Linked DNA regions of Homo sapiens: region 2 is linked to region 1. A link is a contact called in ENCODE Hi-C or POLR2A ChIA-PET data. All regions are on one chromosome and are shown on one strand. The core of a region is the stretch at or near the end of the contact, and the rest is flanking DNA. Distances in the headings are between cores, read along the strand shown. Region 1 overlaps MITF (melanocyte inducing transcription factor). Region 2 overlaps MITF (melanocyte inducing transcription factor).

Region 1 (5,599 bases), core at 1,123-3,622:
ATGAACCACAAGTTGTTATCAACACTTGACACATACTAACTCAGTTAATCTTCATAATAACCCTATGTAGCAGGTATTATTACTATCTCCATTGTGCATATGAGGAAACTCAAACACGCAAATGTCAAGTAACCAGCCCAAGATGGCCCCACCCCTGAGTGCAAGTCCAGGATTCAGAAGCCAGGCCCTCCAGAGTCTGTGCCCTTAACTATTATCCTATGTAGTGTACTATCCCCTACCTATAAGGCATTTATAATGTGCTGGGCATTGTGACACTTTTCATATATTATCTCATGAAATCCTCACAATAATTCTGAAGGTAGCTGGTATTTTTATCTCCACTTTACAATTCTGAGGCTTACAGAAGTTAATTCAGTGGCCCAGGGTCACACAGTTTACAAGTGCCACATTGGTGAATATAAAGTAGCAACTTCTAAGTTTCACTCTCCCACTTCCCTAGTTATTTTCCTAAGGCATGAATGTCTGGGAAATAGCATGCATCAGATTTTCCACCTCTTTAAAACTCTTCAGTTCATATAATTTAGGGTGTGACTATTCATAGATACCTTTGAGCTAATCTTCTGGGAGCCAATGTAACCGCAATGCACACTGCAAAACAATGCACGCTTTCTCTGTAAATTAAAAATGCCAACCGAGCTTGGGAAAAGCCCATCTTTTGATATGAACAATTAGGGCAGTTTAGTTTTAGAAATAAAGAAAGTCCACTGTTCCTGCTTTTCTTTTTTACACACAGTAGGTAACTCTGCTCTTTCTTCTACAAAGAGTCCCAGTCAGTTTTCTATGCCTACCCTCTTAAAAGTTCCATTACACAAGCCAAAACAAATCCCTCCAAAAAAGGATTATGAATCCTATTAATGAAAAGTGGTATTTTCTCTATTCATTTTTAATAAAAAGAATGGGGGATCCAAATGGCATTAAAGCTCATTTCTGGAAACAGAATTAAGAAATAAAAATGCAAATATTGTAAAATAAATTGACAAATCACAGCCCCTCGTGTCAAGCCTATACCAATTAAAGAATGCTGATTTGTGTGTATCATTGGGTTTTGGTTTTTGCAGAGACAACCCTTAATAAAATTCCAGAAGGCCACAGACTTGGTGATGTTAGAGACAAGAATCACATCTTCTGTATCCTCAATAATACACAAAACCAATAACAGTTGTTACCCTCAGCTGAGACAGGCAGAGACATTTCACATAAATAGGTGAGAGAAAACCAGTCTTCTTTCCAGTCATTTACCCTTTCACTTATGGAGTCATACACTGCCTATCTGTGTTACAGCCTGGCTTAACCTCTGAGAATAAAATGGAGAACAAAACAGCTGTGCTCCTTGGCCCTTTGGAGTAGGGAAACAAACACTGAACATACGGATGCATATAGAATAATTATGTAAACAGCATGAAGGATAAGATTAGGAAACCATAAAAGAAAAGCATGGTAACCTAATTCAGATGAGGGGCAAGGAGGTGGGTTGGGAAGCAACCTTTAAGTGGAGACTAAAGGATGAGTAGAAAGAAAACAGAAGAATGGCAGGAAAATGTTCAAGATGGCAGGAAGAATGTGTGTGAAGGCCTGAGGTGTAAAATAACTGAAAGGAAGCAATGCAATGTGAAAGTCAAGGGCTCTTGGTTCCTGTTTCCAGCGTCAACTTCTGAACCTCAGTTTCCCCTCCAGCTCTAACAGTGCTCATTGGTATGGTCATTTGCCCCCTAAGCATTACCACAGGACAGCTGAGGTGCTAACATGCTAGCCTCCTCCTTCCGAGAGCCACGGTGCTGGTAACCATGGCAACTTTCCTCAGCAGCAAGGCCTCTAGCACCCCACACCCCAACATACACAGGGAGCCTCAGTTGAAGGGGAAAGTCTGGGAAAGTGGCAGCCCTTCTACCTCTTGGAAAGTTGCTTCCAGAATCTTTGACCTGGAAACTTAGAATACTCCTAGGCTGCCCAAGAAGCCAGTTAACAGAACACAAGGAATACATTGCGTCAGTGGATAAAATGACTAGGGCTCCACGTGACTCCCAACAGAGTTCATACTGGAGGCCTGAAGACAAGGTAAGACTAAAGCAATACTTCTCCACAGAGGAAATACAGAAACTGACTAGCCATCCTGCTACCTGGGGTACCAGTCTAGAAGGAGCACTATAACATCACAGGAAGTAGAAGAAATATTCTGGTGGAAGGGAGAAGATTAAGATGTCCAAAGGACATTCTTGAATAATAAAAGACGGTCCCTAAACCATCTTCTAATAAGAGTTACTTACCAGACCTTGGTGTGCCAAACATCATGATGCAACTTTGGGGCAGAGCCAAATTGCTCAGGGCTGTAGAAGAAAGCCTGCCAGGCCTCTGGCACCTCCTAGCATGTGTGGCACTAGGTCTAACTGGTTGTTGAAAATATTAAACATTTTTAAAGGATATTGGTATGAAGACATACCTGAATATTAGTCTGCCTGTGCTCCCATGGGCCTGCACCTAGTCATGGCTTCTGGCCCTCTTTTCTGCCATTAACACCATTTTGTAGGGTACTGTCTTAACCAGGACTGTCTCCTCCATTAACAACACTTTATGAGTTACTGTCTTATCCAGGAATCTCTCCTCCTACTCAATTCCTTAAGACGCTGTGTCTTATTTATCACTGTATCCCAACTGATAGCTCAGTGCAATACTCTACAAATCAATTCTATTTTCTATAACAAAAAATAGTATTAAGGCTAGTGATAAAGCTTATAATCTGTGTTTACCCTTACCATTTAGCCTTCAAGCAACCTTTAACATCAATATATAGAAGTATTAATGCTTCATAGTTTTCAATTTGAGATGTTTATGGAAAATTTTTTAAGTAAATAAAGCACAGAAAGATAATTTACAAATCTGTGGTCCAGCTATGCATACTCAAGGAGAAATGTAATCAGCCATACACATGAAATACTCACAGGAAGGCAACTAATCCAGGGTAACAGTATCAAAACCTGGAAGGTCATGAAAAACTATCCAACCCACAAGCATTGTTTTATAAGAAGGAATAAAATTGAAGCTAAGGATGCTGAATTTATTTGCCCCTACCTAGTGACAAAACCGTGGTTTACATGATCTCCAAATTCACAGACCCCTGTTTTCCCCCACCACACTGGGCTGCTACCTGAATTAATCAGATCATGCTACTCCTTTAGCTAGAAATCTGCAACGGCTCCCAATTTTTAATGAGTAAAAGGCAAAGTCTTTGCAAACCCTTACAGTGTCTGCCTCTGCCCCAATCCCATTCCTTCACTGACCCCACCTCCTGCCATTCCTGGAACTCCCCACTTTGCTCAGCCTGGTCCAGCCGCTGTGGCCATGATGCTGTTACTGAAGTAGACTCACTCCTGTCCAGATACTATGTACTTACTCTTCCTTCTGTCTGCTGTGCTTTGCCCCCAAATACTGGCATGACTCCCTCATCTTCTTTGGGTCTTTTCTCAAATGTCATTTTCTCAGTGAGGCAGTCCTTGTCCACTCAGTTTTAAATTACAAGTCACCCCAAACCCAGCCATGCTTTATCGTTCTCTATAACACTTACCAGCATTTAGCATATTATGCATTTTACTCATTCACATATTTATTTCTACATCTGCTTGCCCATGTAAGTTCCATGAATACAAAGATTTTCAACAGTTTGGTGCCCTGCTGTATTCCTCATACCTAGACAACTTCCTGAAACATAGTAAAACCTCAATAAATATTAGCTCAATAAGTGGGTGTATGGATTGATGGATAGAGTTCAAGAGTGGCCCAAATCCAGAGAATTCAAGAGCTGTGAAACGTTTGCTAGCATCTGGCAGCCCATAGGAAGCAGCTGGTGGCATGGGTGTCATCTACTATCACTATGTACCCACTTTTAACTGACACTCACTGATACTCCGCATGGAAGTCAGTAAACTAAGGAATGAAGTGACATAAAGACTTGTCAAAGCAATCCCTTTTAAGGCTGCATGACTCTCTGGGTTAAAGAGTGAACTAGCAAGTAAATAATTTTTATCAGAAACAAGATGCTGTCACATGCACAGAAGTGGAAATCACTTCTAAATTGCTTCCCTGTGCCCCTCAGCTTAAGACAGAAAAGGATGGTTTGCTTAGATTGGACATCCCAAAAAAGAGACTAGACTCCAAAAACTTTCTGGCATGAACCAACATTTGCCATTAGGCCTGAATGGCTGGCACAGCTGAGCCTCCATGCACCATTCTAAATATAAAACATGAAGCTTCAATTATAACTTAATGACAGATATATAAAGGAAGATATTAAGAGTGCCCAAAAATAAGGCAGTAGGAACCAAGGGTAGATATTAAAACTACATAATATTTGGCCTGGCCATCAAGGAAAAAAAATTAATAACATTCAACCAGACCCAAACTAACATAAGCAGTTTATGCTCTTTCATGTTTAAGAACCCAATAAAGGTTTGCATCCAGGCTACTCTTACCCCACCAGTACCTGAAATAGCAAAATCATCCACAAAGAACAACTTGTCCAAACTTAAAAGACATACATCAATCCTAATTGATGAAAATTAAAAACCAACGATCTCCAAATGCATCACCAATTTCCAGTCTAATTTAGAGCTTTATAGCCCAACACACACATAAATGGAAAAGTAGAAAAGTTTTCCATTCCCAATCTTAGCAATCCCTCTCATGCATCAAGCATGCATCGCGATGGCAGGCTACCCAGTCCAATTCTCTACACACATCTGTTAATCAACATGAACCCCATGTCACATTTTAATTCATTTGCTAGAGAATTTGGGATGATTCAAGTTCTGAATGCTGGTGCCATTTTTAAATGGCATTAATTTCACATGGAAGTATTTCAAAAAAACAAAAAAGGAAAACTACTAGAACTGTTGAAAAATATTTTAGCATTTACTGCAATGGTAACACTTACTTTCCAGTATTCTCAATTTCCTTAGCTAAATTTAAGAGGGCTATAGGTATTCTCTTAAATCTATGATGGCTGAAGCAGCTATGTGTGTGTTGCATCCTATCTGTAGAATCCTCCCCGTTCACTAATGACACACTGCTGGAGAATCACTTGGGACCATTCAAAACCATTAAGGCTATTAACTCTGACTTGGGCCAAGTTTAATAAACAAGTGTCATCCAACAGGAAATGAGTTAAGCTGGCTTGTAAAGTCATTTAAGCAAATACTCAAAGTCAGAGCGCCTGACAAGATGCTTCTCATGGAATTCTTTTGCTGTTGATTTTGCCCAATTTAAATCAGAGCTCACTGGAAGTGTTCATTTCAGGAAAAAAAAAAAAACCCATGTTTAAACGGAGTAACTTTCAGTTGGTTTAAGTGACCACCTAAAAGAATTCCTAAATGTTGCCCAAGTCTCTCTGGCTGTCTCATACATAGCAACAGCAGGTGCACAATAAATACTTAGGAAACCAACATGGAATGAATCCAGGTCCACCTACATAAAATCAAGTTTCTGATCTGGAAATTCTAGATCATAAACAGTCACACATGAGAGAAGCGGTTGCTGTCAGTTACGGTGGTGCTGTATATATTTTTGTCATGTCTAAGTAACACGTGCA
Region 2 (5,859 bases), core at 2,659-5,158, 45 kb before region 1:
TCTGCCAGCACCTTGATCTGAACTTCCTAGCCTTCAGAACCGTGAAAAATAAATATGTTGTGTAAGCTACCAGTCTATGGTATTTCATGATAGCAGCCTGAGCTGCTAAGACAAAGAGTAAGGATCAAAATCCAACTATATGCTGCATACAAGCAACAAGCCTTAAGTCTAAAGACACAGAAAAGCTAATTTAAAAAAAGGATGAGGCCGAGTGCAGCGGTTCATGTCCATAATCCCAGCACTTTGGGAGGCAGAGGTGGGCAGATCACCTGAGGTCAGGAGTTCGAGACCAGCCTGGCCAACATGGCAAAACCCCATCTTTACTAAAAATACCAAAATTAGCCAGGCGTGGTGGCATGCACCTGTAATCCCAGCTACTCAGAAGGCTGAAGCAGGAAAATTGCTTGCAGTGAGCCGAGATTGCACCACTGTACTCACCCTGGGTGACAGAGTGAGACTCTTTCAAGAAAAAAAAAAAAACAAACACCAAATAAATAAACCTTGGAAACACCAAACTAAAGTACTCAATAAGACGGGGTTGAGTAATGAATTTCAGCTGGGGCAAAAAGACTTTAGGAAAAAAATAAAATTAAAAATGAGGAAATGACTTGGGGAAAGCAAGCAAGTATTTGGTGTTTGTATGTGGGTGGGTGAATTCAAAATGTGGGAAATAACTTAGTCACCATTCCATAGTGCAGTTCAAGGGGGGAAGCACAGAAATTGCTGTTATTATCTATCTCATACTCAGCTGGTTTATTTTCCTGGTAATTAAGTTTTTCATTTCTTGTTTCTGTTCGGGTTGGTTAGGTTTGGTCTTTTTCTCTCGACAGGAATGCAAGCTCTGTCACTTTTGAAATATGCCCTTTAGTCTGTGTTTTGGTGTGACTTTTTACACTTCATTTCCCCAGTGCCTATGACAGTGCCAGGAATGGAATAAATACTCCAGAAATATTCAATGGGTGAATTAACAAAATCCAAGAAAGAAACTTTTTATCTGATTACATATCTAATAGCAAGGGTGACACAGCAAGCACATTCTAAACCAGGGGCCAGCAAGCTTTGTAGGTAAAGGGCCAGATAGCAAATATTGCAGGGTTGGTGGGCCAGGTATGATGTCTACCACATGTTCTTTCTCTGTTTGTTTTTTCAACATTAAACGGCTGGGGGGAAAAACATTCAATGTGAAAATCATTCTTAATTGTAGGGGCATCCATGAAGATGCTGACAGGCCAGGTGTGGTTTATAGTTTGTAGACCTTTGTTGTAAAATATCATCTATAAACTCAGAAGATAAGAGCAAAATATTTCTGAGAGAGAGAGACTATCAAGAAAATCCAGTTTGGGCTGGGCATGGTGGCTCATGCCTGTAATCCCACCACTTTGAGAGGCCAAGGCGGGTGGAACACTTGAGCCCAGGCGTTCTAGACCAGCCTGGCCAACATGGCGAAACCCCATCTCTACTAAAAATACAGAAATTAGCCAGGCATAGTGGCATGTGCCTGTAATCCCAGCTACTCGGGAGGCTGAGGCACAAGAACCCCTGAGACAGAGGTTGCAGTGAGCCGAGATCACGTCGCTGCACTCCAGTCTGGGCAACAGAGTAAGTGAGACTCAGTCTCAAAAAGCATAATAAAATAAAATTTTAAAATTAAAAAGAAAATCCCGTTTGAACTTTTGCTTTTTTTTTTTTTTTTAGTTTTTTTTTTTCCTTTTCTAAATGAAGACTTTAGGATCCTAATATTAGCCTTGATGGTTATCTACTTATGAGTTTTTTTTAAATCTAGGTCTAATTTGATCCTATTGAAGGAAAAAATTAATTCAAGGACCTGGAACAATAAAATGCAAAGTGAGCAAGTTGCAATGCTGCAACAGAGAAGCCAACTTGAATCGAAGTGTACGGTTTCTGCCATCTCTCATTGTTTTCCATACATCCTACCAATTAGATTTTAAGTTTCAGCAACCTCATTAGTTTTTCAGGCTTTATGACTCAAGCTTAGGGGGTTGGGGGTGGAGGGCAGCAACCCACAAAACAAAGACTTCAATGTCTCTAAAAGCTGAGAAAATTCCAGCATTGTCAGGGCAGATACTATTTATAACCCATTTAATGTGTATGCTCCCAAATGCATTTTCTACGCACAGCATCTGACCTACACTTCTGAATTCCTGGCTTTAGCAATGGAAGTGAAGCAGCTAAAAGTCTGACGATCAAAGGGAAAGAAATGAACTCCTTGCTATTATTATTTTATAACATCCAGCATCATGTGACAAACAGAATCAAAGGGTTCCTGTTTTTGACTCACCTTTGTCAAGAAAGTGCCTCATTGCTATAAGTTTGGGGCTCAAATTGCTGGAAAATGTGGGTTTGGAAAATATCCTACAACGAGGCTGAAATTTTTTTAAAAAGTTGTGGAAAATCTCATTTAACTTTTTTCCAGAACACACACACAGACACATACACACACACACACACACGAGTAAATGCTGAGACATTTTATTGAATGTGTATATATGTGGCCTATAATAACACACATTCTATTTCTATGTTGACACTTGTATTGCACCAGAGCAGGGATCTACAGGAAGATATCTTTTCACGATGTTGCCCAAAGTGCAGAGTGTTGGGCAGGCCAGCATCGCAGCAAAACTTCTATAATGATTGATTACAACAGACTGCAAGGCCTGCACATCACCTCCATTCCATTCATGGATCCCAACCAAATTAATTTTCTCCTGTGCCAATTCTATCACATCCCCTAGGTTTACAAAGAAGTTTTACCAGGCCATCAGAATCCAAAAAGAACTGAACATTTTTGTCCTGGCAGAAACTTAGAGTTTAAAAATAAAACAATGAGAATAAATTTTAAGCTCTGTAAAGCTCTTAGTTTCTAGAAATTTCTTTTACAACTGAAAAAAAAAAATCCTACTCTTGTTTTCATTGCTACATTTAAACTGTAAGTTACTAAGAAGCTAACTTAGAAATTCCAAGGTTTGGATTCCATATCTGATCTACTCCAGAGTAAAGAGTCACATCAAAGTGTAACTTGGACAGAGTTCCATGAACATCCCTGGTAAAGTTTCTCTCAAAAGCAGCACCGTCTAATAGAAATACAAAATGAGCCACACATGTATATTTCAATTTTCTAGTAGCCACATTAAAAAGAAAAACAAAATGAAGCACGTGAAGTCAATTTTACTACCTTATTTACCCAAAACATAATTCAAAACGAATCTATATTAAAAATTGTTAACAAGATATTTTACTTTCCTTTTTCATATGAAATCTATGAGGTCTGGTGTGCATTTCACACATACAGTACGTCTCAATTTGGGCTAGCCACATTTCAAGGGTTCAATAGCTACCACATTGGACATCAATGCTCTAACTCTAGCTTTTATGTTTTTGTTTGTTTGTTTGTTTTTTGAGACAGAGTCTCACTTGTCACCCAGGCTGGAGTGCAATGGTGCAACTTTGGCTAACTGCAACCTCCACCTCCCGGGTTCAAGCGATTCCCCTGCCTTAGCCTCCCAGGTAGCTGGGAATACAGGCATGCACCATCACTCCCAGCTTTTTTTGTACTTTTTTTTAGTAGAGACGAGGTTTCACCATGTTGGCCAGGCTGGTCTGGAACTCCTGACCTCAAGTGATCCACCTGCCTCAGCCTCCCAAAGTGCTGGGATTACAGGTTACAGGCATGAGCCATGGCACCCAGTCTCATGGTTTTTTTGTAGTTTTTGTTTGTTTGTTTGTTTTGTTTTGTTTTGTTTTGTTGAGTTCACTCTTCCAACCCAGAAAGTTCTAGTTGCAATGGCACGGCTATTACCAGGAGAAGAAGATATTCTGAGAAGTGTTTCAACTTCCTGGACAAGTTCACACTTGGTCTCTGCTCTCTGGCACAGCCACACTTCGGGCCATCTGTTCTAATGGAACAATGCCTGCCTGAAAGAAGTTACTAGCTTCCAGAACCAGACATGCAACCACAGCAAGAAGATTCTTCTAGCTTAAGCGCTTCCAAATTCTGAACTTCTGAACTTCATTTTTCCCAGGTGCTGCATCTGGACATTTAGCAGGGCTTAAATTAGTTACCATTTTTTGAGATCCTGTCTTTGGAAAGAGGGGCAAAAAAGCAAAGCTGAATCTTTTTTAGGATGGGCCTTTGAGGAAGAAGGTTATAGAAAACACAAGCTAACACTGGAGGAATCACTGTGCCCTTCAGATGGCATTTTTAAAAACAAATCATGACTTAAAAAGCCCCTTTAGTGTGAGGCTTTATTCCCATTCTACCTTCAACTCAACAACTATAGTTGTTTTTGTTCATGCACATTTTTCTTCTTGAAGGTGAATCTTATTAAAGTTTTAACTTATTAATCAGATAGAACTGAGGAACACTGAAGCATATGATTACTGCTTTTCATTTTAAACACTTCAGTCCTCTTTGATTGTTTCCATACACGTGTATTAGTAATAAAAATTTTAATTAATTTATTTAAAGAAGAAAATTAACCTGTTAATGCCCATGGGACTCTAGCATTGCTTTCCTTGTGAGTAAACACTTTACTTCTCCAATTTAAAAATATATCTTTGACCATAAATCCTCTCAATATTTTATGAAAATGTTCATTAAAATATTCATAAAAGTTTTCTTTAAATCCAGTATTTTCCATTAAAAATTTTAAGTATCTAGTGAGTATATATTCATCAGAAGCCCAAACTGTACTTAATTCATGTTTTCATTCAACAAATATTTATTTAGTGCTTATATTATAAATGCTACATAGGTGCTAGAGAAATGGAGATAAACATGGTTTCTTCCTAATAGGGCTTAAATTGAAGACTGGAAAGGTGGGCATGTGAGTAATAACAGTGAGGATATGAGCATTAATATTGGAAAATTGTAGAAAGCATACAGTAGTGGAACTTACGTGGTTACACTGGGATACTGAAGCTAAGATTTGACTGATGTAGAGCGGTCCACTAGAAAAACTGAGGGATAGGGACGGAGTTAAAGAGGAAAGGGGAAATCAATGCCTCCTCAAGAGAATGAACAGGACACCTAAGAGGAAACAGAAGAAGGATAAAAAGTCTAGTATAGTTGGATAACAGAAAGAAAGAAAAAAGGATGGTGGGAGGAGCAACAGGGGAAAAGGGGAAGCAGGCTTCCTAGGTCCCCTTAAGTTGCATGAACTTTGTCCTACTGATGAGAAGCTATTTAAGGGTTTTAAGAGTTGATCCACTCAAAGGGGAACAGATTAGACTTAAGAGTATAGACTGGCCCAGGAAAAAGTCCCTGCATTACAATATTCAAACTTCATACTGCATTAAATATTCATACTTCATACCTAAGTATGAAGTTTATCGCTGATAAAACCATCAGCGAAGTTTTATCCTAACAATATCTAATGCATATGTGTTTACAAAAGGAAGGTGTTCTGGACTCCTAAGTATAACTTTACATTCTGAGGTTGTCCCAGAGTAAGACACAATGCAGGATATTACAATCACATTCCTGAAGATAACCCCAAAAGGCTTGATATTGATCAAACATGAACCAAGCCCCTAGAGCCAAAAGTTTTAATTCCATTACCAACTTGTACATTATTGTTATTACATTTATTTTTAAGACAAGTATCAAACATATAGAAAAATACAAAGAAGAATATAACATACCCATACATGCACCATTCAGATTCTAAAATGTTATCTGGAATATTTGATTCATTTTTTTTCAGAAATAATATATGATGGATTCAATTTAAGACTATTTTGAATTCTTGCCTGCTCTCCCTCCCATCTCTTTTCTCAGAAAATAATTGTTTTCCTAAACTTCATGTTTCTTTCCAAACCAAGTTTTTCATGCACACA

Evidence for each region. A loop is a pair of places that touch in the nucleus more often than their neighbours do. ChIA-PET counts read pairs that join two places held with the same protein, here RNA polymerase II (POLR2A). Pooled maps may share reads with other maps.
Region 2: a loop to region 1 is called in a pooled map, with 2.0 times the contacts of the local background. The contact joins two enhancer-like sites. A Hi-C loop is called at or near these places in 1 of 168 maps with a recorded cell type or tissue (endothelial cell of umbilical vein) and 1 of 50 pooled maps. POLR2A ChIA-PET finds 5 or more read pairs at or near these places in 2 of 52 experiments (BJ and H1).

What each region holds. Positions count from the first base shown.
Region 1 is chr3:69,770,972-69,776,570 of GRCh38, reverse strand. The region is part of intron 1 of MITF (melanocyte inducing transcription factor); the gene reads right to left. Among named protein-coding and RNA genes, the nearest start is that of MITF, 34 kb to the right of the region's middle. Within about 2 kb of position 2,372, at least 4 of the 41 ENCODE cell types and tissues checked have a DNase peak (open chromatin) inside an H3K27ac peak, as active enhancers do.
Region 2 is chr3:69,817,525-69,823,383 of GRCh38, reverse strand. All of the region lies in intron 1 of MITF (melanocyte inducing transcription factor), which reads right to left. Among named protein-coding and RNA genes, the nearest start is that of MITF, 81 kb to the right of the region's middle. Within about 2 kb of position 3,908, at least 4 of the 41 ENCODE cell types and tissues checked have a DNase peak (open chromatin) inside an H3K27ac peak, as active enhancers do.